Linked DNA regions of Mus musculus: region 2 is linked to region 1. Evidence: chromatin loops called from intact Hi-C (ENCODE). Cell type or tissue: gastrocnemius. All regions are shown on one strand.

Region 1 (8,000 bases):
ATCTTGACTTAGTCCCAAGAATGAGACTCTCTCCACTCTCCAGGCCTTACCTCAGATGCCTTCAGGTTAATGTATTTGAGGTAGCAGTCATGGAGATCAAGGTAGCGACCATATCCCTCTTCATCTGTGAACTCCACCAAGTCTGAAGGAATCACACATGTCAATGATTCAGATGTTATAGGCTACTTTCTTGAACTTGCTCTTTCAAATGCACTATCTTTTAGAAGTTCTACGAGGTAGCCCGTCACTTAATGTCCTCTCTGCTCTCATCAAATGACAGAGGTAGGTTTTCACTTTAAGCTTAGAGAACACAAAGAAGCATTTTGTGCAAGATCATCAGGGTGTCAATATAGTGTAGGAACCCAGCTACCAATTCCTGAGGTCCTAGAAGGTGGGGATTACAGAGGGTTTCAGGTAGTTTACATTGGCCGCAGACTCATCTGCCTGCTTCTACCTACGTGCTGGGAATACAGGCATGTGTCATCGAAAAAACAGAGTTCAGGGCCAGTATGAAATACATAGTATGTCCCTGACCAAAAAAAAAAAAAGAAAAGAAAAGCCAGCTAGATCATTCTCAGGCCTGAGGTCATACCCCAAAACCCAGGTAAAAGTAGGAGAGAACTAATTTCATAAAGTTGTCCCTGACACACATGCCCCTACGCATACGCCTTTGTATGCACACCACACATACACAATTAAACAAACAAACTAATAAACAGACTAACCAGGATTATTAGCACATATCTCTGTGAGTCTGAGGCCAGCCTGGTCCAAACAGGTTTCAAGATAGCCAGTACTACATGGAGAGATCCCTTTTTTTCTTTCTTTCTTTTTAAAAAAAGATTTACTTATCTTTATATGAGCATACTGTAGCCACCATGTGGTTGCTGGGAATTGAACTCAGGACCTCTGGAAGAGCAGTCAGTGCTCTTAACCACTGAGCCAACTCTCCAGCCCTGAGATCCCATCTTTTAGAAAGAAAGAAAGAAAGAACGAAAGAACAAAAGAAAAGAAGAGAAGAGAAGAGAAGAGGAGAGGAAAAGGAAAGGAAAAGGAAAGAAAAAAAAAAGAAAAGAAAAGAAAAGAAAAGAAAAGAAGAGAGAAAGCAAACTGGGCAGTGGTACACACTTTTAACGCCTTTAATTCTTGCACTAGAGAGGCAGAGGCAGGCCATCTCTGAATTCGAGGCCAACCTGATCTATAGAGTGAGTTCCAGGGCTATACAGAGACACCTTGTCACATCAAAACAAACAACAAAACAAAAAAATGGGGCTGGAGAGATAGCTCAATGGTTAGGAGCAATGAGTGGCCTTCATTAGGACCTGGGATCAATTCTTAGCACCCACATGGCAGTTCACAACTGTCTGTAACTCCACTCAGAGATCTGACATCCTCAAACACAGATACATGTAGGCAAAACACCAATGCAGATACAAATAAACAAATTAAAAAAAAAAAAAAAGATGTTAACTCACCATACAATTAAAAAAATAAAAGGTCTGGCATTTATTTAACTCAGAGAACTACTGAGAGCTGAGATTAAATGTATACTCCACCACAATCAGCCTTTATTTATTTGTTTTTAGAGACACGACGTTCTAGGACCTAGAGAAGTGGCTCAGCATTTAGAAATACTGGCTGCTCTTGCACAGCACCTGAGTTTGAGTCCCAGTCCCTACACGGTAGCTCAAAACCATTTGTAACTCCAGTCGGAGTGGATCCAATTCCCTCTCCTGGCTTCCTGAGGCCATCACACACACACACACACACACACACACACACACACACACACGGTATACAAACATATATGCAGGCAAATTACCCACACAGACAAAATAAAAACAGATTGAAAAACAAAACAAAACAAAAAAAACCAAGCCATAGGTCCTAGCTCTATAGCTGAGAATGGCCTGAAGCCCCAGGAAGAAACAGTAACCATTACTTACTTTGTGCCTCTTCACTTGGATTCTCTCGAGCCTTCAGCAGCTCCTCAAATTCCACTGACATTGGCACACAGATCTGAGGGAAGGAGAAGAGTTCAGGTGGGCCTGGCGATGTCTCAGGCACACACAGGCCTGGGCTTCTAAGACTTGCTTTGGCTTTGACCTTGAGTGTACAGAGCTGCCTACTTAGTGTTCTCCACTTCCCTTGCTGCATAGCCGGGCAGACATTGATTGGCACAAAACACAGCATGCTAAGGAAGGGCTCCTTTGGAGGAGGCAGTCCAAGAGATATTTTACGAAAAAGCTGGCATTGGACATGAATCCTGAAGGGGTAACGACCTCTGCAAGTGAACAGAGCACCACTGTGTTGGTAGATTTCAGGGCAGAGCTAGGTGCACAGTATATTGAGTAGGAGACATTCTTGTGAAGCAGCCCTAGTGCTTCACCGTGTTCTCTTACTGCAGAGGGATGCCAAGAGGATGTCACTTAACATGCAGTGAAGTGGCACGTTCTTTCTTGGAGTGACATCTACATGGCATAGCTCCATTTCCTTTGCATCTTTCCCTTTTGTTAACGGCCAGGTCTAAGGACACTAAGTTGGGAGGCCTTACCTCATTTGGGTGCTTCCGATGGAATTCCTTTATCTGCTTGAGTCTGTTATAGAATTCAGCGAACTCGTTGGGTCCTGAGATAGCATTGAGCTCCTCCTTCCGCAGTCTGCAAGATATCAACAAACCCGAAGAGCATAAAGCACACAGCCCATGGTCTCACCAGGGCTCCTCAAAAGCACTAATTGTTAGAAGGGATGTGACCGTCACTTACCCGTCCTTATCATCATACAAATCCCTCAGGTTCCCACTGACCTCCATGTACCTCTGAAACAGAAGCGCAAAGCCATCAGAATGAAGCAAATTTGTACCACAGGGCTAAGTAAACAAGAAAGGATGTCTTGGCAAAACCCAAGGAAAACTCATGAGATACATGGTCTTCAAAGTTCCACCACTTTTAAGAGACAGCTTGATCCCGAGGTGGTTGCATACACTTTTAATCCCAGCACTTGGGAGGCAGAGATAGGACATCTGATTAGGTACCCTAGAGGGGCTTGTCTAAGAACTCAGGGGTAGAAATCACGCAGGGCCACTCAACCTTCCCAGCCTGCACTTTTCCCGCCCAGCCCGACCCCAGGGGAAGCGGACGGCGGCGCACTCACATCTTGCATGGCCCGAGTGCGGTGATCGGAATTGATCTGGTCCCGAAGCTGCAGAAAGGCAAACGGTAACACATACGTTGTTACTTTGAGTTTAGCAGTTGGAAAGAGCACCCGAGGGGTGATGCGCTTATTGGTTTAGGTCCCAGGGGCTGAAGCAGGAAGATTGAGGGGCCCTCGGAGGACGTTAACGAGGCCAGAGTGCCGAGCCAGCTTAGGAGGAGGGTGAGGATGGGGCGCAGAGAAGCTCCGAGGCCAAATACAGCGCGAGGGCTCGGCAAAGGACCCAGGCCCGCCTCCTGATGCGGCCCGGACCACGGCTCACTCACCGTGGACTTCTTCGTAAGCATCTCTTTGGCCATAACATCCATAAGCCGTTCCTTCTCCTCATGATAGCGCCGTTGCTGCTCTAAAATTGTCTCCATTTTCCCTTGGCCACGGCGTTTCAAGGCGGACCACTAACACTGCCGGAAACACCGCCTGCCGCCTTTCAGCCAGCGTCTCAGCGCGCAGCATCCGGCTGCACCAAAGTTCCGCGTGTCCCGGAAGTGTCTTGGGGGACTCAAGAAAAAAGGAACACCACGAAGAGAGCAAGCGGGTGCTATCCGCGACCGTGGCTACGCTTCCCCCTGCTGGCTGGGGGTCTGAAGGAGCGCTGCCTCCGCGTTGAAAGCTGGCTGTCTCTAAGAAGCCTGCAAGAATCCTGTAGGCTGAGGTTGAGAGACAGCTGGCTTGCCCGGGGCTTGCTGCAGAAAGCTGGGCCGGCAGGGACACACTAGCAGGAACGGATAAGTTGAAGGATACAGAACGGAAAGGGGAACTGGAAGCAGCAGTAGTTTTCAGTGTGTGACCTCTGGTGATGTTTTCCCCTTGTCTGGACTTTAGTGTGTTTGTCAGTAAAGTGGAGATGGTGGTGGGTTTGTTCTTAATAAAACTCATACATATTTGAACACAACCTTTGTTTATTGGCAGAGGAGTCTTTAAGAAAAACGTGGTACACTCAAGCAATGATATGCTTGCTGTTCAGCACAGGTTAACTTCTGATTCTCTGTAATTCTTTTTTTTTTAAAAGATTTATTTATTTATTATATGTAAAGTACACTGTAGCTGTCTTCAGACACACCAGAAGAGGGCATCGGATCTCATTACGGGTGGTTGTGAGCCACCATGTGGTTGCTGGGATTTGAACTTCCGACCTTCAGAAGAGCAGTCGGGTGCTCTTACCCACTGAGCCATCTCACCAGCCCCAATTCCATGTAATTCTTTATTTTTCTGCTTTTCGCCTACCACTTGCTGGAATTACAGGTATGAGCCACCACACCTAGCCACTGTATGGCTTAGAAAATGAAATCTAGACTGCCTTTCCTTAAAAGAGGAGGAAGAGGAAGAAGCAGAGGCAGAAGAGGCAGAAGGTGGAGGCAAACAGATCTTTGTGAGTTCTAGGCCAGTTTGGTCTACATAGTGAGTTCCAGGACAGCCAGGGCTGCATAGAGATCCAGTCTCATGAAACCAAACCAAACGAAACATAAACAAACAAACAAACAAACAAACAGAGTAGGGGCAGAGAGTGAATCAGTATAGAGAGCTGGGATTACAAGTGTGTGACAGTGCATGCACCAGGAAAGAGGCATCGGCGCAATGCAAAGTGGCTCACACCCGTGATCCTAGCGCTTAGGAGATGGAGGCAAGAGGAGAACAAGTTCAAGTTCAGCCTGAGCTATGTGATAAGACTCTATCTCAAAACAACAAACAAACAAAACACATACAAACATACACATACACACATACATATATACATACACATACAATACATACACACACATTCACACACACATACACACACATACATATATACACACACATGCACACATACATATACACATATATACACACACACATATATATATACACACACATACACACACATACATATATACACACACATATTCACACACACATTCACACACACATATACACACATACACACACATACATATATACACACACACATATATACACACACATTCACACAAACATACATACACATACACTTACACACACACACACACACACACACACACTCCAAGGCACTGGGTTTCAGCATCAACACAAGGGACTCTGGCCAGGTGGTCGTGGTGCACGCCTTTAATCCCAGCAGTGAGTTCCAGGACAGCCAGGGATATACAGAGAAACCCTGTCTCAAAAAACCAAAAAACAAAAAAGAAAAGAAAAAAGAAAAGGGACTCTACTCCATTCCTACTCTAGGCAGAGAAGGGAAAACACCGACCCTGTGTTCCTGTTATTCACAATTCACAAAATCTCTATATAACCCAAGGGCCCATTAGTTGGGACTGGAGAGCTGGCTCAGCAGTGAGGAGCGTTTGCTGCTCTTCCAGAGGATCTGAATCCAGTTCCCAGCATGCAAGTCGGTGGCTCACAGCCACTTGTATCTCCAGATCCAAGGGATGAACAGCCCCGCCCTCACCCCACGCTGCTCACGCTATCCACTTTTACATACATACACACCCAATGCATGGGTGAATGGATAACCATGTTGTCAGACAATACTGTTCAGCAGTGAGGGAATGCTATACGGACCCATGAGAGCATCATACTCCATAAAGAAGGAAGGGACTGGTGTAATGGCTTAGTGGCTAAGAATATCTGGTTCTCAGCACTCACATGTCACCTTACCATGATCCATGACTCCAGTTCCTGGGGACCTGATGCCTTCTTCTGACCTCCATAGGAACCAAGCATCACATGGTGCACATCCATATACACAGGTAAAACAGTCACACACATAAACATAAGTCTTTAAGAAAAACAAAATAGGGCTGGAGAGATGGCTCAGCAGGTAAGAGCACTTGACAGCTCTTCCAAAGGCCCTAAGTTCAAATCCCAGCAACCACATGGTGGCTCACAACCATCCATAATGAGATCTGATGCCCTCCTCTGGTGTGTCTGAAGACAGCTACAGTGTACTTACATATAATAAATAAATAAATCTTAAAAAAAAATAACTCGGGCTGGTGAGATGGCTCAGTGGGTAAGAGCACCCGACTGCTCTTCCGAAGGTCCAAAGTTCAAATCCCAGCAACCACATGGTGGCTCACAACCATCCGTAATGAGATCTAACGCCCTCTTCTGGAGTGTCTGAAGACAGCTACAGTGTACTTACATAGAATAAAAATAAATAAATCTTAAAAAAAAATAATAACTCTTGCCGGGCGTGGTGGCGCACGCCTTTAATCCCAGCACTCGGGAGGCAGAGGCAGGCGGATTTCTGAGTTCGAGGCCAGCCTGGTCTACAAAGTGAGTGCCAGGACAGCCAGGGCTACACAGAGAAACCCTGTCTTGAAAAACAAAAAAAAAACCAAAAACCAAAAAAAAAAAAAAAACTCTTACCCTATTACACTCTTGCCTCTTGCCCCCTTACTCCCAATTCCCTTCCCCCCTCTCTCCACATGGCCATGGCCCGCCCCCATTTCTCTGCTCTCTCCTTCTATCTGCCTTTCTCTGCCTCTGCTACCCTCTTAACTCCCCTCCCTTAAATAAACTCTATTCTATACTAAAAAAAAAAAAGAAAAAAGAAAAGCAAAATAAAGATTGCATAAAATATTTAAAATGAAAGAGAGAAGGCATGAGGTGGACATGACTGTCCACTTGAGTGACTGAGACAAGAAGGTAAGTGTGAGACCAGCCAGACCAGCACATAGAGACTCCATCACGAAGGATCAAAACCAACAATCAAAAAGTGGTTGTTTGGCCTGGAGAGATGGCTCAACAGTTAAGAGCACTGACTGTTCTTCCAGAGGTCCTGACTTCAATTCCCAGCAACCACATGGTGGCTCACAACCATCTGTACAGCTTTAGTGTACTCATATACATTAAATAAATAATTAAATCTTTTTTAAAAAAGCGTTTGTTCAGAGGAAATATTGGGATGAAGGGGAAAATGAGAGCGTGATTGCTTGTGGTAAGAGACTCAGAATGTGCAGAAGGGAGCCTTCCTGGGGTGGCAAGAGTTGGGAGAGTTGAGCAATTTTGCACTTAAAATGAATGACGTGGCTATATGTAAATTGTAAACTCAATAAGTCTCCTATTTAAAAAGGATTGGGGGCCTGGAGAGATTGAGAACACTGGTCACTCATCCAGGGGGAAGTTGTTCTGTTCCTACCAACTGTAAAGCAGCTAACAACTCTCTGTAAGATTCCAGTCCTGATGCCCTCTTCTGGCCTCTATGAGTACTTCATGCATGTTGTGCGCATCTGTACAAGCAGGCAAAATACCTATACGTATAAAATAAAAATAAATAAATCAGCCGGCAAAGGCCAGGGCTAAGTGAGACCCTTAAAAAAAGAAAAAAGACTGGACTTCCTAGTGCCCACTCAGTAAGCTGGGCATCCTTGCACAATCCTGTAACCCTGGCTCCAGAGCTGGCAGACAGGAAGGTGACTGGGGCTTGCTGGTTTCTAGTCTAGCTAAGAAAACACAAGCTCCAGGAGAGATACCGCCTCATAGGAATAGGTGGAGAGAAAGGACAACTGGTGCCCTGATTTCTGAGTTCGAGGCCAGCCTGGTCTACAAAGTGAGTTCCAGGACAGCCAGGGCTATACAGAGAAACCCTGTCTTGAAAAACAAACAAACAAAAAAAACCCAGCATCTTTTCTTTTTCTTTCCTATACATGCACTTTTTTCCTTGTTTTTTTTCTCCTTTTCTGTAGCCAAAGAGGATCCTGCAATCCTGCCTCTGCCACACCCCAAGTGCCGGGATTATAGGCATGTGCCAAGCAGGTGTAACTATATTAGTTTTTCTGAAAACCTGTTTATTTTGAGATAAACGAACC
Region 2 (8,000 bases), 87 kb before region 1:
CAAACATATTCCTACAGGCGTCTCCAAAACAAATCACTTACAGCCAGCTCTAGTTATTACACACAAATCTAGTCACTTGGCTATCAGAGAAGCCATGCTGTTACTTTCGCAGTATAAACATGAATTCACTTTGGTGAAATTTCTATTTTATTTATGATTTGGAGAGGAAAATCTGAGATATTACAATGTAGTATTCCTCAATTACAATGTGGCCATACAATCCAAAAGTTCTAGAAAGCAGTCACAACGAAACAGGAAGCGGATGTGTTGTTGACAGGCAAGACTACAGAAGGCTCTAAGCCCAGGAGCTCCTTTAACCCCCAGTTAAACCTGCCAGCGCGATGTGGAAGGAGCCGCCCCAAAGCCACACCGGCCTCATCTGCGGCTTTACTTACTTCTTTCCGTTTCGTTTCTGGACATTCCGACTGCAGAGTAAGAGTTGCACCTTCAATGTTTCTTGGCATGGGTGTGGAACCAGGGTTTATAGTCAAATGAATCTGATCTGGTGAGATAATGTGTTGTACGTAACCCTGGGACATTGCTTCCTGATCTATTAAGAAGCCCTCTTCACCTTCCACCAGAAAAGGCAAGGGTTCTCCACACTGTCCATCGTCTTCATCATCCTCCAAAGTGCCAGGGTCCTGTTCTATGAGAACAGTGGTCCTATCATAAACAGTTCCAGATGAGGAAGGCACCAGTCCGTTGTCATCCACAAACCTGAGCATCTTGTCATGCGGGGTTAGGTCATCCTCCTCTCCCTTAAAGAAGATGATATTGTCGTCTGGACTGTGTTCCCCCATGGCTCACGTGTGCTCAGCCCAATTGTGAGAAATGGAAAGGTAACGGCCTTTCTGCAATAGATAACACCAGAGTTAGAACCACAGCCCAAGACACACCTATGTCCTCAAGGGATCCTTAGGGATCACTTTCCCTCATTTTAAAGAGCAAAGTGCTAATCCCAGACTTTGGAATGCAGAGGCAGGCAGACCTCTGAGAATTCCAGGCCAGCATTGTCTGCATATCAAGTTCCAGGCCAACCAGAGTTGGTGGTGAGACCCTGTCTCAAAACAAAGAGAGAGAGCAATCCAGGCCTAGGAATGGTGGTGAATGTCTTTAACCCAGCACCTGAGAGGTTGAGTAAGCTGGATCTCTCTTGAATTCCAGGTGAACCAGAGATACACAGTAAGAATCACACACACACACACACACACACACACACACACACACACACACACACTCACACACACACACACACACACACACACACGCATGCCGGGCAGCGGTGGCGCACGCCTTTAATCCCAGCACTTGGGAGGTAGAGGCAGGCGGATTTCTGAGTTCAAGGCCAGCCTGGTCTACAGAGTGAGTTCCAGGACAGCCAGGGCTAAACAGAGAAACCCAGTCTCAAAAGAATCAAACACACATACTCAATCACACAGAGGCAAACCAAAGCAAAAAAAAAAAATTATGTTCCTTGGAAATACTTAAAATCTGACACAATCAGTCACTGACAAGGAAAAAGCAAATCTTTTTTTTTCCCCCAAAAAATTCAAAGTTGGCATTCACAAGACCTTCTACTGTCACATACTTTAAAGATGGATCTATGAAGCTAAGGAGGATAAAAGAGCAAACAGGTGGCTGTTTAAAGAAAGAGTGGCTACAAACCTTCAGTGAGGTGCTCCCGTCCCAATGCCCTCCCTCCCCGCAAACACACCGTGAGGCAGTGCCACGGCCTCATGTAGTTGGTGGTGCAGAAACAACACTCTGAACATAACCACCTCCAAACCCTCCTTTTGCCCTTTACTGCTTGGACAACCTATCCGTGCCTGCTTTTCTACAGTGGGACCAGGGCTTCCTGTTTCATACAGAAAGAGAAACTGCAGGTAAAGAAAAAGGGTGGCTTCCTTCTGTCATTTCTAGAACACATCAGGTGGAGGGGCTAAACCCTAATAAGGAGTAGCTGATGCAAATCACTTTAATTATTTATATCGTAAAACATGATCTGGACCAGAGAGTACACTTGTACAGAGTGACTAGGCTTTCTGACCCGAAAGGCTGACTTAACATAAGCAATACTGACACGAGCAGCTCAGGAAATATCAGCAAAATGAATGACAGACATGCAGACGGTCTCTTTTTGAAGATAGCCTCTTGAGGAAATTACCAAATTTGAAGCTTTCATGGTCTGGAATGGTGATTCCTCCTTCACCCGAAAACACACAGGTTCTACAAATGTGGGTTTGGCAGACACAAAAGGAGAATTTAAAATAACCAGCACATCACTTAGTTCTCAACCTGGTTCTGCACTTTCTCTTCAGCTCAAGAGTCGGCAAAGTGAGCCTTTACTAGCCGGAGTGACAAGCAGGCGAGGTAGTTACCAGGCACAGGTCAAGGGATCTAATCTGAGAGGAACCAGCCCGAACCTTTGCTTACGCAACCCCAGAAATACACGTTTCTCGGTGTCTGAGAGGAGAGATAAGAGACCCGGTGGGCTGCCCCGGGAAACGCAGAGACCAACTTTCTGTAACAAGACCAGGAGGTGTGAGGGTGGCCGAGGACTGCGAACCCAGCACCTCTGAGAGACTAGCATGAGGACCCTGACCGGGAAAGCACCCCTAGTCCAGGGCTACAGAGAAAAACCCCGAGGCAGTCTGGGGGCTACGAGCTGGGCTAAGAGGGGCAGGGTCCGGGTCTCCATGGAAACAGAGAAGGGGGGCTGGATACCCATCCCCATGGAAACGGAGGAGGGGTGGGGTCCCTCGGGTGAGTGGAATGAAGTCTCAGCCGGGAATGGCTACGGCAGGGAGCCCCAGTCCCGCACCCCCCGGATAGTTCCAGCCCCAGCCGAGTCCAGCCTCTGCTTTTACCTCCGCGGCTCCCGGCAACGGCGGCAGCAGCAGCTTCTCCCCTCCCAAGCGGCACCATGATTGCCCCCACCTGTCCCTAGCGTCACTTCCGCTTCCGCTTTCCGGAGGAAGGAGAGGCCCGGGGAGCCCTGGGCCTGCTGCTGTTCGTGATTGGCTTCTACTCTCCAGGGGGCTGAGACCGCGCCTCTCCCCAGCGGGCTGTGGGCGGAGCGAGTGGAGTCTGGCGCTCCGGTGCCGCACCGGGAAGCTGACCATAGAGAGCGGGCTGTTTCGAGCGCGGGAGGATACGCGACATCAGCGGTGAAGTCGAGGTGTTCTCAGCCCCAGCTGCGTCCACAGCTGCAGCAAGAAGGCTGCAGTCAGCCGCCGCCTTCCAGATGCGTAGGCCAGCCCACGGCATCCCTCTCCTCGCCCCACTGTACCCACGCAGCATAGTTCACCTGGCTGAGGCTCCCCCCCAGGACCGGAACGCTGAGCAGAGCCCTCCAGAAACTTCTCGTTCTCACGCGCCCGCGGGAGCTAGCGGTTCCAACCTTCCTTAAGGAGGGTTTTTGCTCTAGAAAGGGTCAGCGCCACCTACTGGCCAGTCCCCTGTCAGCTCTTAACACTTATCCTACCCACCCTTGAAATCCACTCGGTGGTAGCAATATTTCAAAGCCCAAGAAGATACTTTTCTCGTGTTTCTATTATATTCCTGTATATGTAATTTTTAGACTCTCACATAAGCTAATGCTTATTTACCCCATGAACGACTTCTCTCGAATGTTTACGTTGGAGCAGTGCTCTTAGAGGCTAGATCAGGGTTCAGGCCCAAACTGCTGTGCCATTCCCTCTGAGTAAGGTTGAATAAGTGACTCTGGCGCACCAGCATGCCACAGATCAGCTGCTCTGTTCTTAAGCCACAAAGGACTAGCTGCCAGGAACTACCATCTCTTGAGAGAGGAGGATTGGGGAAGAGAAGACCAACTGACTGCTCTGACCTTAGAGTTCTTTTGAAACCAGAACCCACATTAGATGGCTCACATCCAGCTTCAGAGAGATCTGAGCCTCTGGCCTCTCCTAGCACATTCACACATGCATGTACCACCACCACCACACACATACACATAACTAAAAAAAGAGAGAACCATAGTCACCATTAAAAATACATTTTCATTAAAATATATTACATATATGAGAGGTGCTGCATTATATACAGTTGGGAGGACTGAATATCCTACAAAATCCCACTTGTTTCACCAGAACCCCCTTTCTTCAGTGCTCTTGGGGGCGACTGAGAGGCCTTGGAGTTGAGCAGAAAGGGAACAGGTGCCCTATGCATGAACATGTTTGCGGCTTGGACAGTGGAAGCATCTGGATGGCTAAAAGTTGTTTATCCAGGAACCTCTAAGCAGAGTCCTGCCGCCCCAAGCCATTCTCCTTCAGGGACTTCAGTTAGTCCAAGTATCTGACCATGAGATGCTCAGTACGGGATATGGGGAACTCACTGACTGCATGTCCTGGAGGCTGGCTGAATAAGGCAAAGTACAGTTACTTAAAACTTTTAAATAAAAATGAATAGGGAGCTATTTGTGTTAAATAACTAGAGTTGAATGTGGAACGTCAGTTCTACTATGGTGGATTGCCCCCATGTCTTCACAAGTCAGCATGGGTGTGCTAGCCAATGGCATGGAGAAGGGGCAGGTCTAGGCTCAGGTAGAAGAAACAGGTGGCTGCCATTCTTCCAGCAGCCTCAGACCAGCTTAAGGCAGTTCTTGAGCTGAAACAGGTGGGGCTGACAATTGTGGCTGCCTTAAGGAAAACAGGAGAGGAGTAGTGAGGCTCAGAGTGGACCGCAGAGGAACTGGTGAATAAACTCTTGGGCCTTCTTCTTTTCCGCCATGTCAAGCTTTTGGTGACGAGCTGGGTTCCGGAGCAGTAAGCTGCCAAATATGCTAGCTGTGCATGACAGAAACAGAAAATACCACTTAGCAACTGGGACACGGGGGTGATTAGGAGAGAGAACAGACTACCTCAAGCACTCTGTGTTAAAGGCAGGGCCTGGGTGCCTTGAACTCAGGGGCTCCACCTGCCTCTTCCTCCTGAGACTGGGATTAAGGCATGTACCTCTATGCCCAGGTAGTTCCTTCCTGAAAGCACAAACAACTGGGGGGTGGGGGAGAAACAAGTCTCTATTCCTACCAGTCTTTAGTTCCAGGCCAGGCAGAGCTATACAGTGGGAGGCTGCCTCAAGAAATAAAGAGGGGCTGTGGAGATGGCTCCTTAAGTTAAGTGCTTGCCATGCAAACATGACAGAGGACCTGAGTGCAGATCTCTAGCTCCCACTTAAATGTACCTGTAACCACAGTGATGTGGAGGGAGAGAGAGGTGGGTCCTGAGGCCTTGCCAGCCAGCTAGTCTAGCTAAAAGAAGGAACTAGCACAAGGGCTTGCACATGGTAGGTAAGGGTTCTACCATTAAGTCATACTTCCAGTCCCCAAAAACATTATTTGCATAAACTTTGCCCAAAACAAGGCATGATGGTGCATATGCAGCACTGGGGACCAAAGCAAGAGGATGCTGAGTCCAAGGCCAGGAGAGTGAGTTTGAGGCCAGCTTCAGCAGCATAACTTGACCGCCTTTTAAAAAGTTAAAACAAAACAAAGCTTCCTCAGAGCTTGGGGGGCCAGGGGAGCAAGGGAGAAGAGAAGGGAGGGTGAGCATTAATTCAGCTTCCTTTCTTAGTGATTCTGAACAGATGCTTGTACGACACTTGGCCACTTACCTAGAATATTCTCATCCAAATGATTGTTTGCTGAATTTTTCAGCAGTTCTTGCAAAAACGCCATCAAGTAGTTGAAGACATTTTTGTGGAAGCTGGGGAGGGTTAAAATTATCTGAAAGAGGGAGAAGGTGGGGTTTGCGGCTTCACTCAGTTACATGACAAGGTGCCCCTTATATATCCCCTTGTATTCCAGGAACTGAGAATCCACACAGAGCTGATCACTCACCACTTGGCACAAGTATCCAAAGGGAACAAAGGGCAAACGCTGCTGCATGGACTTAGAAGTCAGACTTCTAAAACTAAAAGTCGCAGACTTAAGGGAATCAAGGCCTTTTAGTTGGGTCTTGAATACAAGACAAAACGAGACTTGGAGCAGCAAGGATTAGGGTATTGGAGGCAAAGAAGGCAAGAGAAAGCAAACTGTTAAGTAGGAAGAGCACGAGCTGTCAAAGTCGGCAGAAACCTACAGCGGCACAGGTGTTAGGCTTAGAAGGGTTAGCCAGACCGGAAGCCAGTGACTAGCCCACAAATGTGCACAACAGAATCAGCTGGAGAGCTGGGGCTCGGAAAAGGAAGGTTCCAGAAGGTTCACAGATGAAATGGATATAAGTGAAGGTGCTGGAACCCGTACTGTTCGCAACTGTTCTATACGAGCCTATCAATCATGGAACTGGGCGTGGTGATGAACACTGGTGATCCCAGGACTTGAGAGGCTGAGGCAGAAGGATGGTGAATTGGAGATCAATCTGGGCCACACTGAGTTCCAGGTCAGACTGAGTCACAGGAAGAGACCTGGTCTTGGAGGAAAAAAAGAGAGAGAGAAAAGAAAAAGAAAGGAAGGAAGGGGGCTGGAGAGATGGCTCAGTGGTTAAGAGCACTGTCCACTCTTCCTGAGGTCCTGAGCTCAATTCCCAGCAACCACATGGTGGCTCACAACCATCTGTAATGGGGATCCAATGCCCTCTTCTGGTGTGTCTGAAGACAGCGACAGTGAACCCACATTCATGAAATAAATAAGTAAATAAATCTTAAAAAAAAAAAAAAGGAAGGAAGGAAGGAAGGAGAAGGAAAAGTCACTAAGCAGCAGTGAGAAAGGTAAGTTTGGTTTTGTCCCACAGGATGACACCTCTAAATTCACAGTCTAACTGTAGCATGCCAACTGGATGTGGATGGAGGGGGAGCAAGAGCACAGGGCACTGCCCCAGGTAAGCTGAGCAACGATAGGGGAGAACAGAGAAGTAATGGATCAATGGGACTGGGCACGTGGGAGGTGAGGAGAGGGAGGACTCAGAAGTGACTCAGGTTTCAGGGTTGAGTCACGGGAACTAAGGGCGATGCTATTAAAAGCAAAAGGGACATGAGAGGAAGAGCAGGTTTGAGAAGGAATGATGCTAAGCTTCCAAGTCACTGCACGAGAGAGGCTGCCACACTCTGTTCTGCCAGGCTTCACGTGCCCAGGCCAAGCCGGTGTGCACGCTGAGGCTCAGCGCTCTCCCTCACCTGCTTGCTTGCTGCGTAATTGCCAGAACACTCCAAGCAGCTATGGTAGGCGCTGTAACAGATGACAGGCTCTGGCAGGCTCTCTAGGAAAAGCAGCAAGGCTTCGGCTACAGAATGGTTGTTAGCACCTTTGGCCCAATGTTAAGGAACAGGTGACAGGGTTGCTCTTGGGTAGGACAAGGCCCACGGCAAGCATGTGCCAGAGTGATGCCTGCTCAGTCAGGCTCTCCTCACACCTCGGATGCCAACCCACATCTCGGAGGGACCATGCCGTTTGTCAAGTGACCCCGGCTCTCCTGAGCTCCTGCCTCACTGACTGCTTACAGATGGAATGTCTTCTCTGGACAGGTGATGAGTGAGTAGAACCTGTTAGCCGAAGTTACAATAGCAGAGTCTGAGCTTTGGGATAGTCTTCTCTCTTTTTAAAACTCTCACGTTCCCACACACACATGCACATTTCTGAAGGATACAGAGCTGGTCGATCATCCCAGTATCTAGACAGTCCCTTATATGGTCAAACTCTGGCCTCAGACCTGGCTGCTGAAACAGATCTTCCTGCAAAGGGGAGAAAGATACAAAACAATAATTTTCTCAGAAAACTGGCAGTGATTTCCTGAGTCACCCATATCACACGAGTTCAGAATGAGGCTGTGTAGTGGGACTTCTGAATCATTCCAGTGGACAATGTCACTGAAGCTGGCATTACCATAGGCCATTAGGCATGTGTTATAAGGCTATGGGTAGGTCACACTACACAAGACAAGATCTGATACATGAGAAAACTCACACAGAGCTGTGTCCTAAGGCGTTATACATGCCATGGACAAGGCAGAAAAGCTACTTTGATCCTCAGCCAAAATAAACTACAA

The links. A loop is a pair of places that touch in the nucleus more often than their neighbours do. Peaks named below come from ENCODE experiments on the same cell type or tissue, not always from the same donor. Only the 100,000 strongest peaks of a DNase experiment are listed, where the experiment ranks them.
Region 2: a loop joins it to region 1, with 9 times the contacts of the local background. A loop is called at or near these places in 11 of 42 quality-filtered maps.

The regions. Positions count from the first base shown.
Region 1 is chr4:124,710,470-124,718,469 of GRCm38, reverse strand. It overlaps Sf3a3 (splicing factor 3a, subunit 3), which reads right to left and starts at 3,609. Exons shown (of 17, transcript NM_029157.3): 1 at 3,480-3,609; 2 at 3,154-3,201; 3 at 2,766-2,818; 4 at 2,555-2,660; 5 at 1,947-2,019; 6 at 51-142. The coding sequence starts at 3,575. In gastrocnemius, CTCF peaks have their summits at 3,769 (motif pointing left) and 7,391 (motif pointing left); DNase peaks (open chromatin) are centred at 3,727 and 7,443; H3K4me3 peaks cover 2,156 bases; H3K27ac peaks cover 2,228 bases.
Region 2 is chr4:124,797,511-124,805,510 of GRCm38, reverse strand. It overlaps Inpp5b (inositol polyphosphate-5-phosphatase B), which reads right to left. Exons shown (of 24, transcript NM_008385.4): 21 at 7,602-7,686; 22 at 7,132-7,259; 23 at 5,632-5,743; 24 at 4,000-4,805. The coding sequence ends at 4,690. Mtf1 (metal response element binding transcription factor 1) reads right to left here and starts at 2,962. Exons shown (of 11, transcript NM_008636.4): 1 at 2,868-2,962; 2 at 396-851. The coding sequence starts at 800. In gastrocnemius, a CTCF peak has its summit at 3,442 (motif pointing left); DNase peaks (open chromatin) are centred at 2,990, 3,408 and 3,796; H3K4me3 peaks cover 2,143 bases; H3K27ac peaks cover 1,532 bases.